Linked DNA regions of Homo sapiens: region 2 is linked to region 1. A link is a loop called in an ENCODE intact Hi-C map of the cell type or tissue named here. Cell type or tissue: PC-9. All regions are shown on one strand. Links, peaks and the distances in the headings refer to the core of each region. The heading gives the core; the rest is flanking DNA.

What was found. Peaks named below come from ENCODE experiments on the same cell type or tissue, not always from the same donor. Only the 100,000 strongest peaks of a DNase experiment are listed, where the experiment ranks them.
Region 2: a loop joins it to region 1, with 6 times the contacts of the local background. A loop is called at or near these places in 2 of 110 quality-filtered maps.

Annotation. Positions count from the first base shown.
Region 1 is chr13:106,343,216-106,354,792 of GRCh38, reverse strand. All of the region lies in intron 1 of LOC107984626 (a long non-coding RNA gene), which reads left to right. Among named protein-coding and RNA genes, the nearest start is that of LINC00460, 28 kb to the left of the region's middle. RefSeq lists an enhancer at 5,357-6,004. In PC-9, for the core only: no CTCF peak of the experiment used is centred there; DNase peaks (open chromatin) are centred at 5,272 and 6,582; H3K4me3 peaks cover 791 bases; H3K27ac peaks cover 2,349 bases.
Region 2 is chr13:106,144,927-106,156,503 of GRCh38, reverse strand. It overlaps the pseudogene RNA5SP38. Among named protein-coding and RNA genes, the nearest start is that of LINC00460, 230 kb to the left of the region's middle. In PC-9, for the core only: no CTCF peak of the experiment used is centred there; DNase peaks (open chromatin) are centred at 4,253 and 5,043; H3K27ac peaks cover 2,500 bases.

The DNA of each region.
Region 1 (11,577 bases), core at 5,209-7,708:
AATAAAAGTAGCTGATATAAGTGTTCGCAGGGGATGAAGATTGTCATTCTGTCCAGCAAAATCTTTTCATTGAGTTGGATAAATATATTAACAGGTTCCCTTTGTTCACAGTGTCTTAGTTTATTCTTGCTGCTATAATAGAATGCCTGGGACTGGGTAATTTGTAATGAACAGAAATTTATTTCTCTTGGTTCTGGAGCCTGTGAAGTCCAAGGTGGAGGTGCTGGCATCTGCTGAGGGCCTTCTGGCTGAGTCATCCATGGTGGAAAGGAAAGGTTCGGGAGAGAGGGAGAGAGTGTGTGTGTGAAAGGGGGCTGAACTCCCCTGTTTAAAAAAATCCTACTCCCTCAGTAACAAACCCCCTTTGAGATAACAGCATTTATCCACTCATTCTGCCCTCACAGCTTAACCATCTCTCATTAGGCCCTACCTCCCAACACTGTTGCACTGGGGATTAAGTTTCCAACACATGCTTTTTGGAAGACATATTTAACCAAAGCACATGTTTTCCCCTGCCACCAGTTAATCTAAATTACATGGAAATCCTCCTGTCTTCCCAAGCTCCAGGTTCCCACCTCTTCAGTCTTCTTCTAGGTCAATATCTGCTGCTTCGATCTGCTCATTACGTTTTTGCTGGGTGGTAGCTACTCGCTATAATTTTAGCTATCAGTTTATTTGTTTTAGAGGCAATTTCCCTTACTAGCAGAATGAACAGTTTCAACATCAAATTAAAGAGAAATTCAGTTAATTTTATTATAATAAAGCAGATGATATGGTCTACATCAGTGGTTTTTCAAAAAAGCATTTTGGCAGCAAAGTCTTTTTTTTTTAACAAAAGAAATTTTACTTGGAACTTCAATATGGAAAAATATAGAAAGTAGGATATGTTTTGAGCACCTTTCCAACTTGGGATGGTGGCTGGGAGTGGCAAACACAAAGTGGCAACCCCTGGGGCCCCTCTGCCAGACCCAGGCCTCCATGTAAAGGCCACTGGAAGTTCCTGCCCTGGGTTGTTATTAATGTTCTAGCAGCAGATTGGACAGTGCAGGACATGCTGATTAAGGGTAATGAGGGGTCAGCCTTGGAGTGATGGATAATTCATCATTGAATAGAATGATGGGGTTAAGAGCATTCTTGGTAAGGTTGTGTCTACAAAGTAATAAGCTGTCAAAGCTGAACTGATTTAGTAAGGGCAAGTGGAAGAAATCTCATTTTCTGGGGTTAGACTAGTAAAGGCAAGTAGGATATTGAAATATGTGTTCCTTCTATAGACCATAAAACTAAATAAGTTTTAGGATATGAATCACTTATCTCCCTAATGCTAATCATTAAATAATTTATTGAAGGAAAATAATTAGTGGTTACCCTAATATCCAATCAGAACAAAAAATACTAAAAAAACCGCTAAGCTGTCGAAGGCATATTTGTGGAATGACACTCATAGACACTTTCAGTGACATTTTAACCCATTATTAGTATGCATTTTTAAGACTATTATTTTTAAAAAATTAATAGACTTTATGTATAGAGCAGTTTTGGGTTTACAGAAAAGTTGAGTAGAAAGTGCAGGGTCCCCACATTCACCCTCACTCCCCCAACTCCAATTTTCCCTATTATTAACATCTTGTATTAATGTGTGTTGTTTGGTACAATTGATGAGCCAATAGTGATACATTATTATTAGCTAAAATATGTGGTTTACATTAGTGGTCTTGCTTTGTGGCTTTGCAGTGTACATTCCATGGTTTTGACAAATATATAATGTCATGTATCTACCAGTACAGTATTATAGAGAATAGTTTCACTTTCCTAAAAAGTCCCCTCTACTTCACCCATTCTTTCCTTATCCTATCTTTCTGAGCCCTGGGAAAATGATTTTTTTTTAACTGTCTCAATAGTTTTTTGCTTTTTCCAGAATATCATGTAGTTGGGATCATATACAATATGTAGACTTTTCAGATTTGCTTCTTTTGCTCAGCAATATGCATTCAAAGTATCTCCATGTCTTTGCATGGCTTGACAGCTCATTTATTCTTATTGTTGAATATTATTCCATTGTATGGATGTACTACAGCTTGCTTATTCATTCCGCTACTGCATGGCATCTTGGCCGCTTCCACTTTTGGCAATTATAAATAGAACTGTTAAAAACATTCATGTTCAGGTTTTGTGTGGACATAAGTTCAACTCATTTGGGTCAATACTAAGGCTCACAATTACTGGTTCTTACGGTAAGAGTATGCTTTGTTTTGTAAGAAACCACCAAACTATCTTCCAAAGTGGCTGTTAATTTTTTTGTGACTTTTTCATCAGTGTAGTTGTAAGCCCTGGTCTCGGTCTTTTTTAGTCGTCAGGTGCTTGTAACATTTATGAGTGTTCTGTTAGTTCTCTTATGTACACAGGTTGTGTATCCCTTATCCAAAAGGCATCAGAAGTGTTTCAGAATTTGGAATTTTTGGACTTTTAGAATATTTACATTATACTTAGCTGATCAACCCTACTCTGAAAATCTGAAATCTAAAATATTCTAGTGAGCTTTTCCTTTGAGTATTGGTGCTCAGAAAATTTTGAATTTTGAAGCATTTTGGATTTCAAATTTTGGAATTAGGGATACTCAACCTGTATCTTGCTTTGTTAAAAAGAGAGATTAGAAAAAAGAGAGAGAAATAGGAGATCTTAAAGAATATACATGTAATATATATATGAATATATATAATGCATAATATATATAATATATGCATCTTCTAAAAATAAGAACTAATTTAAGATGAGCAAAACTCAAACACAAGAATTAAAATTCCATGCATAATTTTTTATTTTAAATAAATGTAAATTTAAATAAACACTTTGATTTTTTAGACATTGTTTCAAAAGTGCTTTCCAGATTGCTGGTAAGCACTTTCTATTTGTATTTTTTTCTTTTTTTTTTTCTTGCTTTACATGCTTGGTTAAGGAAAGACCATGACAGCAAATTTTTCTAGTTCTTTGTGTTTCACATGATTGTCAAAACTAAGCCCATTGGTTTACAATTTGGCTGCTAAAACTGTGTCTAGACTTTAGGACTCCAGTTTCATTTTTTTGGTACTTTATCAATTAAACTCCCTCACTTTCCAAAAAGGAAGCTATCAAAGGTATGTATATAGTTTGTTGAATGCCCTATTCCTGATCAGAGGGAAGTTCCATTTCAGTCTGATAAAGTGTTATCTGGCAGAGAAAAACAGAACAACCAAGAAATTTGAGTGATGAGATTAGCTGCATGGCTGAGGAGATTGCTAATGATTTGCTAAGTCTCTGAACACTGTTTAGTGATGCTGTTCATCTCTCCTTGATCAGCGGTAGTGATTTCTGCTCTGCTTACGTGGGACCCTACAAACACTGGGTGGGCCAGTGGACGCCAGGAGTCTGCGATTAATCGACTGTGATCACCAGGGAAAAGGGAAACTTTTTCACTTTCTGGTGATGCATTAACTTGGGAAAAGTTTTCTGGATTTAAAGGTTGCTTTTTGCTAGAAACAGTTAACACATCTAGAGAAAAATGAGACATCTAATTTTTTCAAGCAAAGTTCAGGCCTGATGACAACATATAAATAACATACAACTATTTGTTCAATCCAGAAAAAATAACAAGAAATCTACTAATGTGATATCGTCAGGTCTCAATGAGCTAAATCAGTGAAAGGCCAGAAAAGGGGAAACAACAGGATCATAGGATTCGAGTGCTTGAAGAATCCGAGTCCAAAAGACAAAGAGATACAACCATGAGGTTTGTGGTGAGCTAGGAAAAGCAGTTGCAGAATGACTTTGACATTTGGAAAATGGAGCCTGATGACTTCCTCTATCTATTGTTTAATCTTTTGTTCTAAAAATTCAGAAATAATGCGTATTGCATATCTTTTGGGATGTAAGTGAAGATGGCTCTGAGTTTCCCAGGTGAGAAGCTGCCAGGGAGGTCTCAGCTCAATGGCGAGAGAACCCCCTCTCCACCCATTTACTTGCCATAATTGATCCCATTTTTCAGTCTTGTGAATCAGAGAGTGTGACTAAAATGGTTTCATGGGCACCCTATTGATTCTGTGTAAGAATCCATGATTATTTTCTAAAAAGTATATTTTAAAGCATGTCAGGGAACAGAATTGCCTGATTGTTTTCCCAGAAGGCTGAGACTGAAACCCCCTGGTACGGTGACAGCGTTTTGGTATTTTTCACTTCTGTTTCAGGGAGGCAAATGCATACGTTTTGATCAAATGTCAAATGTAGTTGGTAAATCTCACTTCTAAGAAGCCTCCCTTTATGTACTTTTCAGGCAGCCTGTAGGGTGGGGCATGGAGGTGACCAAGCACTGTTTGTTCAAGGTAGCACCTCTAGTAGGAGCTCATTAAGTCAGGGCTCACACACCGATCATAGGAAGGGAGCGTTGCCCAGCTTCCACTGCCTTTGATACAGATTTTGCCACAATTGTTCCAGTTATTGCCTGAGAGAGCTCATTTCCATATGTATAGAAAACCAATATACTTTCTCCTGCCTGTTAAACTGTCACCTAATGTATTTTTAGAAATATATAATCTAAAAAAGACAGAGGATGAGGCAGAAAGTTCTACAGTAGCAACATTTGAACATCCTCTACCACTTGAAGATGTTAATTAAAAAGTATCTTATTCTACTTGTTTTAATTGCCAAGCAACACAATTTTTTTTTCCTGACAAAAATTGACTTTAAACGAACTGTTTTTGTGTATAATCTGTTTTGTCTTCTGCTAGGTATGTGTCTAATGAAGACATCAGCCTCCGTTCTGTGTAGGTTTAAGGAATGCCCCCTCCTCTCTGTGCAATCATTTGTAGTGTCAGTATCTTTCTCTACTTCCAATAGCGTCAGGGATGCTGAATGGAGATGCATGTGGTTGTCAGAGAAACACAAGGAACATATTATTAGATCTTTCATAATTAGGCATTGCAGATATGTGCCAAAGATTTAGAGCTTAATCAAAAAGTTCTTATCACATGGGCTTCTGCTGGCAACGAATTGGAAAGCCAACAAAGGCAACCCTGATGCTTGCTTTGCACGATAACAAAGGGAAGACAAAGGCAGACCGATTCTGCCTCAGGTTTTATTGCACGCTGTATTTTTTTTTTTTTAAATCATATGAGTCAGGCAATGGTGGGGGAAAGGGGGTTAAAAAGCCCAGCTTCCCCGTGAAGCTCAGAGCCCCTCTTGATCCTGATGGTTTCCTTGTGTCTGAGTCATTTCACCGTGCAGGTGCTGACTAAGACTGAAGGCTGTGGGAACCTGGGTTAATGGGTCTAGCAAACCCTTTCCAGGTAGCGCCTGGGCTCCCCGGGGAGCGCTCCCGGTCCCTTCCTGTGCCACATCATCCCCACCTCGCCGGGAATTTAAGAGAGGAGCTCTCCAGCCCTTAGATAAACCTGGCCGTGTACATTGGCAGCCAGGACCGGGGGCTGCGGGAAAAAACGAGCGCGCCGCGCTGATGGCTGTTTTGACAAACTGTCGTGTGTTTTCTCTGTCTGAGTATCTGGCAGCGCAGGTGAAACATTGTGCCGCTGGTATCTTGGCTCGCCACTCGCTCTCAGGCTCTGCGGGGAGTGTCGGGCCATCCCTGCAAATGTTCCGGGCAAAGCTGTGAAAACAAACGAGGCAGATTAGTTGGACAGGCTCACCAGCTTTTGAGTGTTAACTGCCCTGGCTGCCCCTGCTTCTCAACCCTTTCCCATTCTTTTATTGAGCCGTGCACTTATCAATTAACACAATGGTTTCTGAGGTATTTTTTTTTCTTCTTCTTCTTGTAGTTACACCGTAGGAAGCAGGATCTCTCATCTTTGGACCTGAAATGGTGCTGATTCTCAGATTTTAATCTTCAAGCACAATATATGACATATTCTTTTAAAAAAAAATAAAGGCAATTTTCCTTATTATTTTAGAAAGCATGGCATGTTTGCCGTAGAGATATTAGCGAATGCAGAGAAACAGCAGGGATAGTTTTGAAGTATATATATTCCATGCCTGGGTTATGTCCCATGATCTATGCTACAGTATTTAAACTAAAATGCTTCTGACTTAGTCTCTGGCAGATAAGGACCATCAATTTCTTTTTTAAAAAGTATAGTTTAGTATGTGTAAATATCCCCGAAGTTCCAAGCATTTGGGAAGAGCCTTCAAACTGTGATAACTTTTTAAAAAAATCTTTGGTTTGAAGTAAGAGCCAAACTGGGATAAAGAGAACTTGAGCGTCCCTTTTGAGGTGAAATCAGAGTGAATTAAAAAGAGTGATTACACCCTTCTTTAATCAAAAGCTCCAGAGATGATGTTTCTTTTTTAAAAGAAACATCAAGGAATGGGCTTTGAAAATGACTTTCATATTTTCTTGTGCATTTCAGAGCTAGAGCACATTTTAAGAGTTGTCATTTGTTCTTAAATATCAGACTCTAGTATCAGCCTTTTGTCTGCGCCTGTCCTTCAGTTCATCAGAAAGATTGAGCTTGCCCTTGCTTTTTTGTGAACAAGAAGAAGCTGTCAAATGACTAATGCTCTTGGAATCTCACTGAGGCGTTTATTCTGCCTCTGTTGCTATGAGCCCTATGGTCTCTTTTGTGGCAGTAACAATATAGGTAACCTATCTAAAGTATGGATCTGGCAAAAAGGGACTTAGTCATAGCATAATGATTTTGCTTAAAAAAATAATCGTAAAATGACTACCTATACCACTAAACAGGTCTGCCATATACCCTTGGGTAAGTTGTGCACTGTACAACGCTAAGATCCATTCTTATTTTAATCTGTGTGAACAAGTTTAATAACAACAGTATCTGTATGCTTGTAATTAGTCCTGTGGACTAATTACTTGATATAGTGTTAAGGCAGTGAAAGAAAGACACTCAAATTCACACAGCAAGTGTTTATCCAAATATTTCACAATTACTAGAGGGAAATAAAACTCCTTTAGGGAACTTTAAAAATAAGAATGACTTACTTGAAATTACTTAATTAATTGACATTAACAGTATTACATGTTGAAATTCTTCACATGATTCAAAAATAAATAATCCAAAAAGAAAGGTATCATCAGTTCTTAAAATGTTTAGCTTGGTAAATAGCTCTTAAAAATAAACATCTCCTGTCTATTTCCAAGAAATTGATTGGCTTAACTTTTCACAGATATCAAGTCTGGTGCTCTAATTTGATGAATAATAGAGAAAGCAATAAAAAATGTATTTTTGTCAGAAACTAAACGTGCGCTTGTTTCTTACTCTGAGACATAAAAATTAATAGAAGCCAGAATCAATCAGTAGTGCCAGATTTATCTTATTATTGTTTTCTAGGCTCTTATTTTGCTCATTTGTGCCCATTCCAATGAGAAAATAATGCAATGACACTATTAATTTTACCTGACAAGCTCTGTTACAACTGCAGTGTTGGCATTTGTGGGAAGTGGGACTGGATTTTTTTTTCTAGAGTAAGAGTTCTTAAAGACTAAAAACCATATTCCTCTTTGATTCTTTACTACTATAGATTATTGAAAAGCCTTAAATAATTAATTTTAGAAAGAATACTTGAGATTCAGACTAAAATTTTTCATGTCCTAGGGAACTACAAGGACTTTGAAATTAAAATAAAATATGACCCTTTTATTTCTTATTTGATATTATGCTGTTTATTTATTGACCAACTTTTAAGTTTAAGCATTTTAAATATAAAGTTAATATTCTCCACTTCTGAATTTTTAAATAAATTGTGCAAACTCCTGTACAGTTGTCAAAAGACATTTGATGTTAGACTTGCTAAGATGAAGATTAACATTTTTTAAAAATTAGGTAAGAAAAAAACTAAATTTGAACCAAATCTGCTATCAATATGGTTTCAATGAAACTGACCTATTTCATCCTTTTATCAAACTCTGTGTTATTTTTTACAATTTTGATTTTGCTTCAGCTCACTCTTTCACTACTTGTATGTGAGATTTAATTGCCTTTCAACAAAAGACATAAAACAACAACTTATTAAATCTGGGTATGAACTTTCCTAAGTCAATAATTAGCTTATGCTTTCAAATGAGCTCAGAATTTAGATCTGAACTGTTTTTTCGTTTGTCTGGAGATGGAGTCTTGCTCTGTCGCCCAGGCTGGAGTGCAGTGGTGATCTCTGCTCACGCAAACTCCGCCTCCCAGGTTCAAGTGATTCTCCTGCCTAAGCCTCTCTAGTAGCTGAGACTACAGGCATGCACCACCACACCTGGGTAATTTTTGTATTTTTAGCAGAGACAGGGTTTCACCATGTTGGCCAGGCTAGTCTCGAACTGCTGACCTCAAGTGATCTGCCCACCTCAGCCTCCCAAAGTACTGGATTACACTGTGCCTGGCCCATATCTGAATATTTTTGATACTAGTTTTTTCATTACTCTTATTTTTAGTATTTCTTAAAGCTAGAGTTTAGATAAAACAAAAAATATTTGCAATTTTAATCTTTTTAATCAAATACAAGACTTTTATAAAGAAGATGTAAGAATTAAGATTCTTGGGCAACTTGATATTTTTGTTGGCTTGCTTCTTGGTTGCCATTCCTGGTGTGCAGAGCTGCAGTTCATGCTAGGCTTCATTTTCATATGCCACTGCAAAGTGGATTTAAGTGGTTTGATTGGAGCAGATATCATGGATATTTCTATAGAAGGTTCATAATTATCCATTTTTCTTGACAAAAGTAATACGGTCTTTACTCTTTTTATGTGTGACATTTTTATCACATAATTATCCATTTTTCTTGACAAAATTATCCATTTTATCACATAATTATCCGTTTTTCTTGACAAAAGTAATAAGGTCAATACTCTTTATGTGTGAAACTTAATTCATTATTTTAAAACATATCATTGTATATATACTAATTTTACAAAGTAACTTCTTAAGTTGGGGCTAGGACAGAGTCTCTGGTTATCAATTAGGCTTATTTTATAAAATAAGGTCATTGCATTCTATTGCATTTGACCTGTTCACAGAACTACCTGAAAGCAAGCTGAATGCAAATGTCATTGCCTTCATTTATTGTAAATAAGGTTTAGAACCTGTGTTCAAAGTAATTGTTTTACCTGAAAGTAATGACACGCTGATGATGTTGGAACAGTTCAGACCTCGTAAGTGACTAACCTTTCATTCTAAGTTGATTTTCCCCATGAATTAAATGAAAATAGCAACGATGTGGTGAAAATTATTAGGTGGGTCCACTAGAAGTGTTTTAGTTAACATACTTTCTTCTTTCAGCTATCAGTAAAGAATTAAGTAAATTATAAGAAATTTTGGTTTGGTTTGGTTTATTTTGTAAAACAAAAATAGAGTTTGTAAGGTTTTCTCAGATTTTCAATGAAAGTCATGGTAATTATGAATGTATTTGTTGCATAAATAGATTCTACAAAATGTTTCTCAAGCTTGAGGTAAATTGAAATGTGTTTACAATCAAATTTATTGTTAATGTTTGATAATTTTTAGTTGTATTTTTAAGCTTTGATGTATATATTTCTTCCAGGGATAAACATATATTGATGGTGTCACTTCTGAGTTATCTGGTAGTATTTTATTGGTATCACAAAGAAATTTCCAAGGGGGGATATACCAGAAACTTCTGAAAAATGATCCCTCAAAAATTATCTTTTCCAAAAAAGTGGAATTCCAGATTTCAGGAAATGGCAAGCAATAGCAGCTGCAAATAACATTTAAGTTGAAATTTTGATCATTTTTCTATGAAAATGAACTGAAAAGTAATGTCCAGGTCATGACCAGATTCACTGGGCTTTATTTAGAAAATTGCTTTTCCTGCTGACAGGGCAGTAGTTCTTCACTCAGGTGGATTAATTTGCATTCTTAGCTATTCCTATAATACTTAGAGGATTTTTTTACCTCAATAAAATTGGTGCAGTTTTTAAGGAGTGGTACGGTCTTTAAGAAACAGCCCTTTTATTGAGATTGGTGGTTGGATTTGTATGGCTCAGTACGTTGCTCAGAAATTTCCCAGTGTCTTCAAGCTTCTTCTGAAGTCAGGGCTGGGAGGTGGCCAGGAAAGGCCAAAATAGTCTGTTGTATCCACAAGATGTATGAGACCAACCAGCCTTCTAAAAAATAAAATAAGCCTTATTTATAGTTACAAAAACCCTTGCTATTTTCCTTGACTCTGAATGCCAACTATTTTATAGGACATCTCCTTTTACACATCAAAAGCAGCATTTTTACTTGAGAACTCCTATAAACTCAACGCTGACTACATATCCTCCGTGAGTCTCTGTTTTTCTTTACCCAGTGTTAAATTTTTATGGTCTTGGGTGATAACTTTAAAGGCCTATGATGAAATCAAATTTTTGTTATTCTGATTGGCTTCTCTTAAGAGGAAATGCAATGTATTTCTTTTTTAATGTAACTTTTTTTTTTTTTCTTAAATTAGAGCTCATACAGATCCCAGAAAGTAAATGTGTGTCTGCCAGCCCTGGCTAGACCTGAGCGTGGTCTGAGATTCGGCAAACTCCTGAGCTCAGCTTCACAAATCCTGTTCATTCTAAAGTGACAGCTTGATGTTTTGATTCTGAAACTGAAAGAAGACTGATATTAAAATGGATTCACTCCCAACCCCTCTTTTTCTTCCTCCTGGGGTTTGTTAACAGCCAGTTGTAGGTACTTGGGGCTCCTGAGTGATCACTGGGCTGAGAGTTTCCGAAGGGAAGGCTGGTGGGGCTGCAGTCCTCCCACCTCAGAAGCTTTTCTTATCTTCATTCACGTCAGAACAGTATCTTGCTTACACAGTGAGGATCTGTGGCCACGAGTTTTGGTTGCCTGGCTCTATCTTTATTTCTTGTACCTGGATATCAGGTTGCCTTTAAATTGGAAAAAAAAGACTGTAATCTCATTTGATAAGGGGATTTTGGACATCAAGCTTCAGTATGCAAGAGCTAGATAGATATCTGTTAACAAGAATTGCCCTGAGGGAATAGATAATGGGAAAAATCTACATTTAAAGCAAAAGGCTATGTTTAAAGTCAATAGGATAAGTGGAATTTAAGCAGGAAAACTTAGCATCTAAATCAATTTCGTCTTCTACGATTTTTACATGCCAGTGGGGTTCTCCCTGTGTGTACGTACAGAACATAGCCCATCTTTACGTCTCATCTTTTAGAGATCAAAGCCAACTTGAATAACAGCTGATCACAGAGGCAGATTTATGATGCCGACTGCACTTTATTCCTCCTTGTCCCTTATAGTTTCCCAACCTTCAAAGCCAATGTTAAGTTTGAAATAGCACCTTAAAAAGGTTAAGGCACCTACTGTGTGCTTTAGTGGTTGACAGTATAGGATGCAGTGTGGCTCAGAGGTCACTTGTTAGCTGTGTGATCCTGTCCAATGTGCCTTCCCTCTCTGTGCCTCAGTTTTCTTCTCTGTAACAAAGAGAGTAGTACCGACCGCACAGGGCTTAAAGTGTTAGGTTATGCAAAGCGTAGTGCAACGCCTCTCAAATCCTAAGCACTCTATTTACATAAATCATCTCATTTTATCCCTTTCCTACCCTGTGGGGCTAGCAGCGTTCTTATTGCCT
Region 2 (11,577 bases), core at 4,091-6,590, 200 kb after region 1:
CCTTATACTTTACTGGAGAATTTTAGTTTTTATCATAGAGCATTGATGTGTCACATTAAAAATGTTTACAAAGCATTTTATAATCATTATTTACTGCCTTACATAGCAACCCCACGCTGCAGTTCAGTCCTGCCTTTTAAACAGCATGAACCACCTACTCACACATAGGACCCAACTCCAGAAGGCTCCTCTTGACATTTTTGGCTGAACTATCATTTAATCTGGATCAAAGTTAAATTTTAAAAGTTGCTGTGGTCAAAGAAAAAAGGATAGATAATTTAGCTTTCTTTTGTGCTTTTAGGATTACGATGATAGCAGATTTGTAAGAAAAGAAAATTCCTTTAAAATTAAAGGTCATGTCTTTGACTCTGTCAATTTCTCTTTGTTCAAAAATGAATAAGAAGATATTAAAGAAAAATATACAAGCACAAAAGGAGTCATTAAAATTTATTTTCCAAGCTATTTGTTGAATATAGTGTAGAAATGAGTCAGGAACAGGACATTTTTTACACTAAAGGGATTAAACAGAAAGACCAAAGCTAGTTTGTGCCTTTTAAATCAAATTGTTTTCAATGTCTGCAATGTAGACTGCATTTATGACTTGACATTTATTAAAAATAGCATCAGTTAATTTTTCAATTTTTAAGGAATTCAATAAAGTAATGTCTTAGTTATGCTTGAAAGTTATGTTGGAGGCTAGACCGTGGAAGAAATGTATTAGGTTAATTTAAATTTTGGTTGATATTAATTCATATCTTAAAGAAAAAACAGTTCTTGTGATTCCAGTGAACATGAGAAATAGTCTATGAAACAGAATTCTGGGAGAACTGCTACATGACTTGAGTCATTTTAAGCTAGACGGACTCAACATTCAGGAATATCCCTTGGGGAATTTCCTGAAATTGACAATGAGTAAGACACCCTAGGAGAATCCTTTTCCATTTTGGAGGTGATTTCCCATGCTCCCTGTCTTATTTTTCTGTCTTCTGATTGAAATAGAAACCCCGACATGTGTCTACCACCAAACCACCCTGAACGTGCCCAATCTCATCTGATCTCACAAGCTAAGCAGGGTCGGGCCTCGTTAGTACTTGGATGGGAAAAATTCCAGCAAGTACTCGTTTTGTTGGTGCATATGTTATGATACGTGTGCACCAGTTACACAATAAAATAGTATTTGTAAAAAAGTATAAGCAGAGAGGAGTATGCGGTTGTTACTCAAAAGTAAATTATCAAGTAGACAAGTTAATTAGCAACTGATTCAAGGAATTTTTTGGATAATATTGTATTTCATTTGAATAAGGATGCATCTTAAAATCTACTGGTATACCTCTTTTTCCAAAATTGAAGTGAAAGTAGTAATACAATATGGAGCTTTGGAATTTATTCTGAAGGATACTGTAGCTTATGAGTGGTCATGGAGCTGATTAAATAAATGTTGTTTAAGCAATTACTCCCAGAGTGAACACAGTTTCTCCCATTCGGGGCATTTCCCTTACAACTTCTATTGTATTTCTTTGAATTTTGGAAATCACAACTGGCCTTGTATGCATTGTCGTTATGGTATCTCCCAAGAGATAGCAGCATTCCTACAGGGTTTAAGTGGAACTGATGCATTTATGTGCGTTTATTTATTTGCTCCAAGACATGATGTTTCCCCATTACTATGGTCAGAACTAGGAACGGAGCCTGAGAATTTGTGTCTAGGCCTTTATTCTAACTAACAACAACACTCGATCCCACTACAAAAAAAAAAAAAAAGTAATCTGCCATGTCAGAAAAAAAAAAGGGCCTTCAGCTCCAGTAAATTGCAGGGTTATACTTTAAAAGAAAAAAAAAAAGGAAAGAAAAGAAAAAAAAAAGTAAGGCAACTTTCATTTGAAAGGTTTAGGATTCTAGCAGGACATACTGCTTTTATATCTTTGAGTACTGCTCAAAGATTTCTGCTGAAGTACCATGCAATTTTCTCTAAGTGCATAGAGAACTCACATTCAAGCTTTTCTCTTCCTCTTTCGCCCTTTCATCCTGCAGTGTGCATTAGTGGAAAGGGCAGTGTTCTTTCCAGAGGAGAAGGAAGTTGATCTAGGAGAGGGTGAGCTGAGCCTGGGCTCCAGGCAGCCAGTGCTCTCTGCTGCCCTGGAATTGTGCCCCCTCTTTATAATGGGTTGAAATACTCACATTTTGGCAGTGGGTTGTGTTTGTGTGTGTTGTCACATTGCTATCGGGCCTTACTTATTTGAGCATGGAAAATGTTTCCTGCAAATAGTTTTACATAATTTCTTTTTCTGATGCTATGAAGGTTAGGATTCCTGTATGATCTATTTTTATAGTGAGACAAAGTTCTTCAAGAATTTTGATCTCTTCCTAGTCTTCAGCTTTTGGAGTTCATCAAATGCAAATCATTTTCAGCAGGTTAGTGCTTGTCTGACTCAGCCTTTGTTTTTGTACCTAGGTATTTTGTTCTTGTTGTGTTAGGCTATAGTTTAGAGATGGAGTAACTCAGTAGCGTTTTCTGCACTATTTTGAAATATATATGTATTTTTGAAATAGATGTGTGTGATTTCTACTTTGTATACAGTCATTGCTGAAAGATGGTTGTTTTGATTTTTGCCAGTGTAGCATGAGCCAAAACATATTCTCAATAATACGTAATATCATTTATGGTAATATCAAAAAGGCAATGACATACATATCTAATGTATTACTTGAACTGTTGAATTTTTTTTACCTGAGTTACCCAGTGGATCAGTTCAGCAACAATGACAGTAAGTCACTCTTAATGTCAGAGACTCAGAACTCAGTTCTCAGGATGCTCTTCTCTTCTGTCTTCATTTATCCCCTCTGTGGCCACAGCCCATCTCTTGGCACTGCTTGCTGTTTATATGCAGAGGACTCCCAAGTTTATATCCCCAGCTCAGAACTCACTTTGGAATTACAGACTCATATTCAGCTGCCTCCGATATCTCTACATAAAAGTCTAAGAGACAATGAATTCTTAGCAAATCCAACTTCTGCTCTGTTTCCAAAATGTGCTCCCCTGCAGACTCCCTCATCTTTGTCAGTGCTGACTCTGACCTTCCAGTTGCTCCGGGCAAAAAATTAGATTCATCCTTGACTCTTTCTTCTCTTTCCCTCGCATGCTGCATTCAACCAATGAGGAGGCACCGCTGGCTTTGCTTCCGCAGCTCTCCAGAAACGCTTCTCAGCACCTGTCCTTCTCCTGCCCCAGTCTGAGCCCCCACAATGCTTCACCTGGATTGCTACAAGGGACTCCTCGCCACCTCCCGAGATCTGCTCTTGTTCCTACCATCTCATTGCAACCCACAGCCAAAATTATTCCTCCAACACACAGGTGGGGTTATGATGTCATGCCTCTGTTCAAACCCTTGCAATGGCTCTTCTTTGGAGACGGTAATAAAAGCCACAGTGGGTACAGGATTCCCCAGGACACTTCAGGATCCGACTCTCCACAGCCTGTGCCTGGTCTCACTTCCTGCAACTCCTCACTACTTTTCCACATGGTCTTACCTGAAGTTTTCAGAATGATAGAATGATACCTGTTCCTGCCCAATGCCTTTTGCATTGACTACTCCCTCTTCCTGGAAATATTCCTATGGCCAATTCCCTCCCTTTCATCGTCTATGCTCAAAGTGTCTTTCACCATGAAGACTTTCCTAAATTCCTCTTTAAATTGCACCCCTCAGCCTCACATTCTCCACTACCTTGCCTTACATTCTTTTTTCCTCACAACCGTCTAGTATATCATTAGCTCATTTATTATTTTGTGAGTGTTGTTGACTTTATCTCAGTCCTTCTTTCCCGTGAAAGATTCTCCAGTGCAGGGATCATTGTCTGTTTTATTCTGATGTATCCCAGGCACCTAGAACAGTGCAGGAATACAAAAGATGCGTAGTAGATATTTCTTGAAAGAATGAAATCTTATAGGTATGTAAAGTCAAATAAGTTCTACAAAAAAAACAAACAAACTCATCCCTTAAGGTGCTCAGTAAACTAAGGGAGGGAGAAGGAAACACAAATGAAAGACTACAAGGGTTCAAACCCACAGAACATCTCATTAAACAAAAAGCACTAAGGGTCCTGAAATAATAAGGGCAGCATCTAGAAAAAATGTATTCACGAACGACCATACACAGTATTTAACTCACTGCTCTCCATTTGCAGGTGATGAAGGTTTACTCAGGCCAGACAGCAGCTAGTTCCCTGAGAACACCTTTTATGTGGCCCAATGCAAACACTGCTAAAGGGAGTGGCTGAGCAACCTTCTTCCTCTCTGGCTCTACTACCTCTGAGCCTTTGTCCAAGCTGTTCCTTCTGCTTAGACACCTGTCTTAGTCCGTTTTCACTGTTATAAAGACATTTCTGAGACTGGGTAATTTATAAAGAGAGGAGATTTAATTGACTCACAGTTCTGCATGGCTGTAGAGGCCTCAGGAAACTTACAATCATGGTGGAAGGGGAAGTAGGCATGTCTTACAAGGCAGCAGGCAAGAGAAAGGTGTAAGCTAAGGGGGAAAAGCCCCTTATAAAACCATCAAATCTTGTGAGATCTCCCTCACTATCATGAGAACAGCATGGGGGAAACTGCCCCCATGATCCAATCACCTCCCTCCCTTGACATGTGGGGATTACAATTAGAGATGAGATTTCAGTGGGGACACAGAGCCAAACCATATCATTATCCTCTCTCTCTCTCTCTCTCTGTTACCTAGCCAACTCCAGTTTACCTTTGGGTCTTGGTGTGCAGACTACCCCCTAGGGATCCTTTCCTAACCTCTTTCTCTCCCACAGAACGGCTTCCTCTGCTCTGTGCTCCTGTGGCTCTTTCTTTTCACTCTCTCCTCAGACTGACTTTTGAAAGCTTTCTTCCTGACCACTCTGTACATTCCTGAGGGCAAGGAAGCTCTTTGTCCCATTCCCAGCTGCAGTCCTGATACCCAGCAGCCACAGAATGTTTGTGGGATGAATACCATCAGCCACACCCTGAACCAGGGTACATGAGCAATTATCACTGACAAAGAACCTGGAACTTGACATTGACAGGGCTTGGATTTGCCAAGTAGACTGTCTCCCTGCACCACTGTACCGAATGCCTTTTATCCATAGAGGAATGACTCATAAGAAATATTTTTCAGAAGAAGAGAAAGAAGGAGTATAGAAATTACTATCCTCTCACTTTCCGTGATTATTTATTTATTTGCCACATGTTGAGAGCTTGATGGGATACACAGTTACAAAAGGCTTTTCCTGCTGATAAAGAACTCAGAGCCTGGTTGGGAGGAAAGATAGTACAACATATTTAAAATATTGAAACAAATGATTTGAGAGAGCTGTATTAAAGAGGCTTTGACAACACTATGCTTGGGCATGGAAGGCTCCCAAGACTGCTTTAAAGAACATGTTGGAGATAAATAAACTAAGACTGCAGGACTGAAGCAGGGTGGCAAAGTGTGACCTGTGGGCCCAAACAGGCCCGCTGCTGCTGCCTGTTTTTGTGTGACATGGGATCTAAATATGGTCTTATATATTTAAATGGTGGCGAGAGGGAGAAAAGTATTTCATGACACATGAAAATTATATGAAATTTGGAGTTCAGCATCCATAAATAAAGTTTTATCGGAACACAGCCATGTGTATTCATTTATGTCCAACAACATCGTAGTGAAACAGAACCTTTATCCTTCAATAGCCGAAAATATTTGGTATTTGTCCCTTTACATAGAAGTTTGCTGACCCCTGAGCTAGAGAAAACAGCATGTGCAAAGGCCCAACTGCAAGCTGTTTTGCTTGATTGGAGTGAGACGTATGTGAGCCTGTGTGAATGTGTGAGTGTGTGTGTGTGCCATGCTTGTGCAAAGCAGGGTGGGATATGTAAGGAAAGGAATTTTCTTTTAAAAAGGCATGGTGCAATCTTGAATAGATTTTTGTTGATGTTTGTTTGTTTGTTTGTTTGTTTTTGAGACGGAGACTGTTGCCGAGGCTGGAGTGCAATGGCACGATCTCGGCTCATTGCAACCTCTGCCTCTCATGTTCAAGCGATTCTCCTGCCTCAACCTCCCAGGTAACTGGGATTATAGGCGTGCACCACCACATCTGGCTAATTAATTTTGTATTTAATAGAGATGTGGTTTCACTGTGTTGGTCAGGCTGGTCTTCAACTCCTGACCTTAGGTGATTTGCCTGCCTCCGCCTCCCAAAATACTGGGATTACAGGTGTAAGCCACTATGCCTGGCCTCAAATAGATGCTGTATGCCATGCCAAATACCTCTACCTCTGTTCTGTAGGCTGTGGGGAGCTAACTTACAGATTTAACCAGAGGAGTAACCCACTTAGACCTATGTGTTACCCAGCTAGCCTTTTGGTAATTTGTATATGTGTGGCCTGGTGTGAAGAAATTGTGAGACTTCAGGCCCCGTGATCATTAATCCTGTCACTGTCTTTAAATTATTCCACTATTTATAACTCCACCCAGACGGCACCCAACTATAGCACTTATTCTTTCCTCTGTTTTTTTCCAGAAATACTTTCAAAACTGATACCTTATTCATGAGGATTAACTTGTTCTTGTTAAGACAATATACCTACGTATGTGTATATATACAAGTTTTCTTTCTGCATGTGTATATCTATCATTTATATCTATCTGTAGAGAGTCTTTCAGGGTTTCCATGGGGAAAATGCTGCATTTAAGTTACAATACAGTTGTGATTCACAGTCTTTTGTTTGTGTTTGTTTATTTTTGGAGCAATTTGCCAAGAGTACCTCCAACCTATTATCCTGGAACAATTTCCCTCAGAGGTTTTTTTGACTTCAAAGAAGACTACGTGTAGATGGATGGCAGGAGAAATAGGCCCCAGATGGGGATGCTATCAGCACCCATGGGTTCCCATCTCTGGAAATGTTCACATTTTAAAATTGCAGAGTTAGGCTCTGGTCACCTTTTGGGGGCACTCTTTGAGGTGTGTCATTCAACTATTAATTTTATACTTCAAAGAGAGTTCACTTTATGAATGCAGCTGCAGAACGTTGAAAATATTATCCCCACCACTGTGGTCTCCTCCAGTTTTGTCTTTAAAATAACAATGTCAGCCCGTGGTTAGAAATAGTAAAGGCAGTAGCTTTTCTAGACACAGAAGGCCATCTATACCATGTTTCTTCTAAGAACAGGCTTTCCCTTGCTTTTCGGTTATATGTATAAGGCTTGATTTGCTGTCATTCAGTGAACTGTTCATGTTGATGAGGAAAAATAGGTATCAGTGTCTTTGACAGATAGAAAATATGGAAGAAAATATATTACAGTTTTCCCTTAACATTCATTATGAGTTACACTGATTTGGAGGAAATAGAAGGTCAAGCTTTCAAATGTTCTTTTTGTTGCTTTTGCTAATAATTTTTTCTCTATGTCCTTTATCTTTTGCTTACTTCAAAATGACAGTTATTAATGACATAGCTACAATTCAAGAGACATTAAATACCATTCTTTTAGAAAAGTTATATATATTATTAAAGTTCTACGAAAACATTAAATGTTATATACATGATGACATTCTATTTTGTTCATTAACATCAAATAATGAATTGTAATCACTGTTCACATTAATAAATTGGTATTTTCTAGAATAGGTCTCTGAGGGGCTCAAGGACCTTAGACATTTTGTTACCATTGCCTCCAAAATGTCATGCTTCCAATATGTGCCCTTGTGTTGTAGTTATGTATGTAATGTTGGTTTCCTTTCGCCTGTGTATGAAAAAGCAGTGTGGTCACCTGGCCTGGAACAATAACAAAACATTGGGAAGATATAGATGGGATAATGGTAAAAATACGTGACTTTTTTTTTTTTTTTTTTTTTTTTTTTGAGACAGGGTCTCCTTTTGTCACCCAGGCTGGAGTGCAGGGACATGATCATAATCAAATCAATCCACCCGCCTCAGCCTCTTGAGTAGCTGGATCTACAGGTGCATGCCACCATGCCCGACTAACTTTTGTATTTTTTTTTTTTTTTGTAGAGACACGGTTTCTCCATGTCACCCAGGCTCATGGTATTTTAATATATTTTAAAGTTCATATTTACAGTTATTATCACTTAGGAATAAAACAGAAATGATGAAATACAAAAGGGTAGTATTGATAAATGTAATAGTTAAGATCCTTTCTGTAAATTAAAGGAAACCTAATTCAAACTGGCTTAAGCAAAAAGGGGATCCTCTGACTCGTTTGACTGTGAGCTGTGTGGTCTGGGTGCAGCGGATCGGAAGAGATCATCAGCTTTCAGCCTTTTTTTCCTACTTCTAGGCCTTGATTTCACTTCTGTAGTCACAACATGGTGGCATCTAGATTCTAAAGCAGGTCACATAATTGCTTTTTCTCAGTGGGAAGAGAACAAGGGTCCCCTTCCTGGTACTCCCTCTCAAAGCTCCCACAGCCTGTAGTGCCCCTGTCGTGGAAGGCAGCATGCTGGAGCTGGGGCTTGGGGGCTGGGCTGCATGCTCCATAGGGAGCCAGGTGGATGGCCACTGGAGGGAAGTGGCCTGGGGGTGGTGCACTGGGGGATTCCCGGAGAGGAATCTGGGTGCAGCTGCTAGAAGACAGCTCTGGCTGTGTAGACTAGGCAAGTGCTTAGAAGATTTTTGACAACCTCTGATTCAAGGCTCACCTTGAAGGTAGTGACAAGGTTTAGGACATGCTATTCCCAAATAGGGCACCTTGTCATATGAGGAAACAGCACAAACAGGAAGCCCACCTTCTCCTCGACCTTTGTTCCTGAAGCATTGCCCATAAGACCCTTATTCCATTGGGGTCCTCTCCTGTCTACACTTGGAGGAAAGGAATGAAGACACGGAGATGCCAAGGAGACTGAGGGTTTGGGTCTGTGTCCCCACCCAAATCTTACTTCAAATTGTAATCCCCAATGCTAGAGGTGGGGGCTGGTGGGAGGTGATTGCATCACAGGGGTCATTTCTAATGGTTCTGCACCACCCCCCTTGGTTGCAATATTAAGTTCTAATGAGATCTAGTCATTTAAAAGCATGTAGCACCTGCCTCTTCTCTCTCTTCCTTGTGCCCTGGCCATATAAGATGTGCATGCGTCCCCTTCACCTTCTGCCATGATTTTAAGTTTCCTGAGGCCTCTGCATAGCAGAAGCCAGTATGCTTCCTGTACGGCCTGCAGAACCATGAGCCAATTAAACCTCTTTTCTTTACACATTTACCCAGTCTCAGGGTTTTTTGTTTATTTGTTTTTTAATAGCAGTGCTAGAATGGACTAATACAAAGATTCTAAACAAACAGGCCTTGCTAAGCTCCCCCAGTTTATTACAGGTAGCTCATATCCCCCTCTGTCTAATCCTACTTCTGCACGACTCTGTCCTCTTCCTCCAACCTAAGCAGAAACAAACACAGGTTGCCCTGTTTCTTTGGAGTCTTCATTTCTGAAGGCTGCCACACATGTAAAATTTATATTAAATCAATGTGTTATGCTTTTCCCTTATTAATCTGTATTTTATTGTAAAGGCCTCAGTCATGAACCTTGAGATGGGTGAGAAAAATACTGTTTCTCTCCTACAGTAGCAAAGAGTGATGCTGGTATGCTCAACACATTCTTCTTAAGGAAAGTTAGTACTTACCATTTGCCTCCTCAATCCAAAGAGAGGGCATGGGGGTTTCTCCTGGCTCTCTGCTTACTGAACAGGGCTCCAAAGGAGCTACTTAGGTCTTAGGAGACATTGTGGAGTGGTGTTGAAGCCCTACCAGTCACAGCATGAAGAGCTAGGCCTGAGACTGTGCAGTCACACACTGCTCCACACCCAGAAGGGCCACACCTGGTTTAATGGTCTCTTGTCACCACCTAGAAATTCTTAATAGTGTTTGAACAAGAGGCCCTGCATTTTTATTTTGCAGTGGGCCTTACAAATCATGCAGCCTGTCCCATTGAAGGCCATAGCTACATGGGGAGCTAGAATAACAGAGGTGAGCCCTGGGGAAGGCACCAGCTGGAAGGTCATTGTCACAGTGACCCCATCTGGAAGCACACACTTACTGATAGCAGAAAGAGCAGAAAGAGCTTGGAGGGGTGTCACTGATACAGAACCTGAGTGGTATGTTAAGTGGCAGCCAGAGAAAGAATGTTGACCTCATTAAAGGAACATAATGGGACACATGCATTGAGGTGGTGTCTCCAGAGAACTCACAAATGCATCCGAAGACAAAAAGAGTTATCCTGGAAGAGCCCCAAAGTTCAGAGAGCAAAGTCCAGAGAACATAGAGGTTTTCTGTCCACTCCCCTCTCCTTCTTCCCCAAGCCCACTCCAATCCAGGAAGAGCCAGAAGGCCGCCTAGTGGGGACAGGGTAAAGTGAGAAAAGGAGAAGTTTTTGAAAGGAAGAAGCTTCCACTTATAAGAGGCAAATGGAAAGTTCCCCTTTCACCCTCAGGAGGTTTGCTAGAAAATCAACTCATCAAGGACAGATTAATGGGAGAAGAGCCACAGAAATTTATTTGATCATAGTTTTGGGTGACAGGGGCATTCAGAATGAAGAAGCCACCTCCCATTGGGGTGCAGAAGCTTATAAACCATCTTGAAGTTACAGAATGAATGGGGGCTTGGATCTTGGCAAAACAGGTTATAGGAGAGGGGAGAAGAGGAATTCTGTTGAGGGGCAATACATAATTCCTAGGGAGAATTCAATGAGTTTGAAGAACCTATGATGGTCTGAATCAAAGTCTGTTGGGCCCACAGAGTGAACAATGGTTTGTGACACAAGTCTGTTCAAGTTTGAGAGACTTTAGTCCTCTTTCCTGTGAAATTAGTTCAGTTAATGAAAACTTATGGAGAGGACCAGAGGTAATTTTTTCTTCTTTGGTAGGTCTGGACTTTAGTCAGATAAGGGAGCTTCAGAGAATGACTTCATCCTATGCTTTGGGAGAGATAGTTGGGGATGGAGGAAGGTCAGAGAGACCTTGAGGCTTCTTTGTCAGTTCAGCATGTATGAAGACCACAGTTTGGTGGTATTGGTTTCCCAGCTCCAATACACTGTAGGTCTCCACAAAGCAGGCCCAAGGGGTGGGAGGGAGAAGGAGGGAAACAAGAACTCCAAGTTAAGTTTAGGATTCTGACAGTTGCGTTGGTTGGACAATAAAATTGCTGAAACTGGACTATTAAAAATGACTGGAGGACTTCCCTTATCTAACCAGAAACACCATGTGACCTATTTGAGCAGCCACCTAAGGATCAAAGTCTGTAGAGAGAGGTTTCAAATGGACAGTAATGAGAAAGGGGAGCCTTGTTGTTTCCTCCCTGTCACCAATGGAATCTCACCCTCTCAACTTAACAAAGAAGACTGCAGAAGATCTTTTCTTGTAAATCATAGCAGTAATTTTACACAGAAGGTATCTTTCTTGAACTTGTTTTTGAAACAATAAGGATATTGAAAGCCTTCCAAAAGTTTTGTTAACATTATGAAATAAATTGTGTGTTAGTTAATATCAGGAAAAAAATTTTATGAAGATGTCACTTCTGAAAAACCCCATGCATGGTGATCAGTGGTGTTGCATAGTGAAGG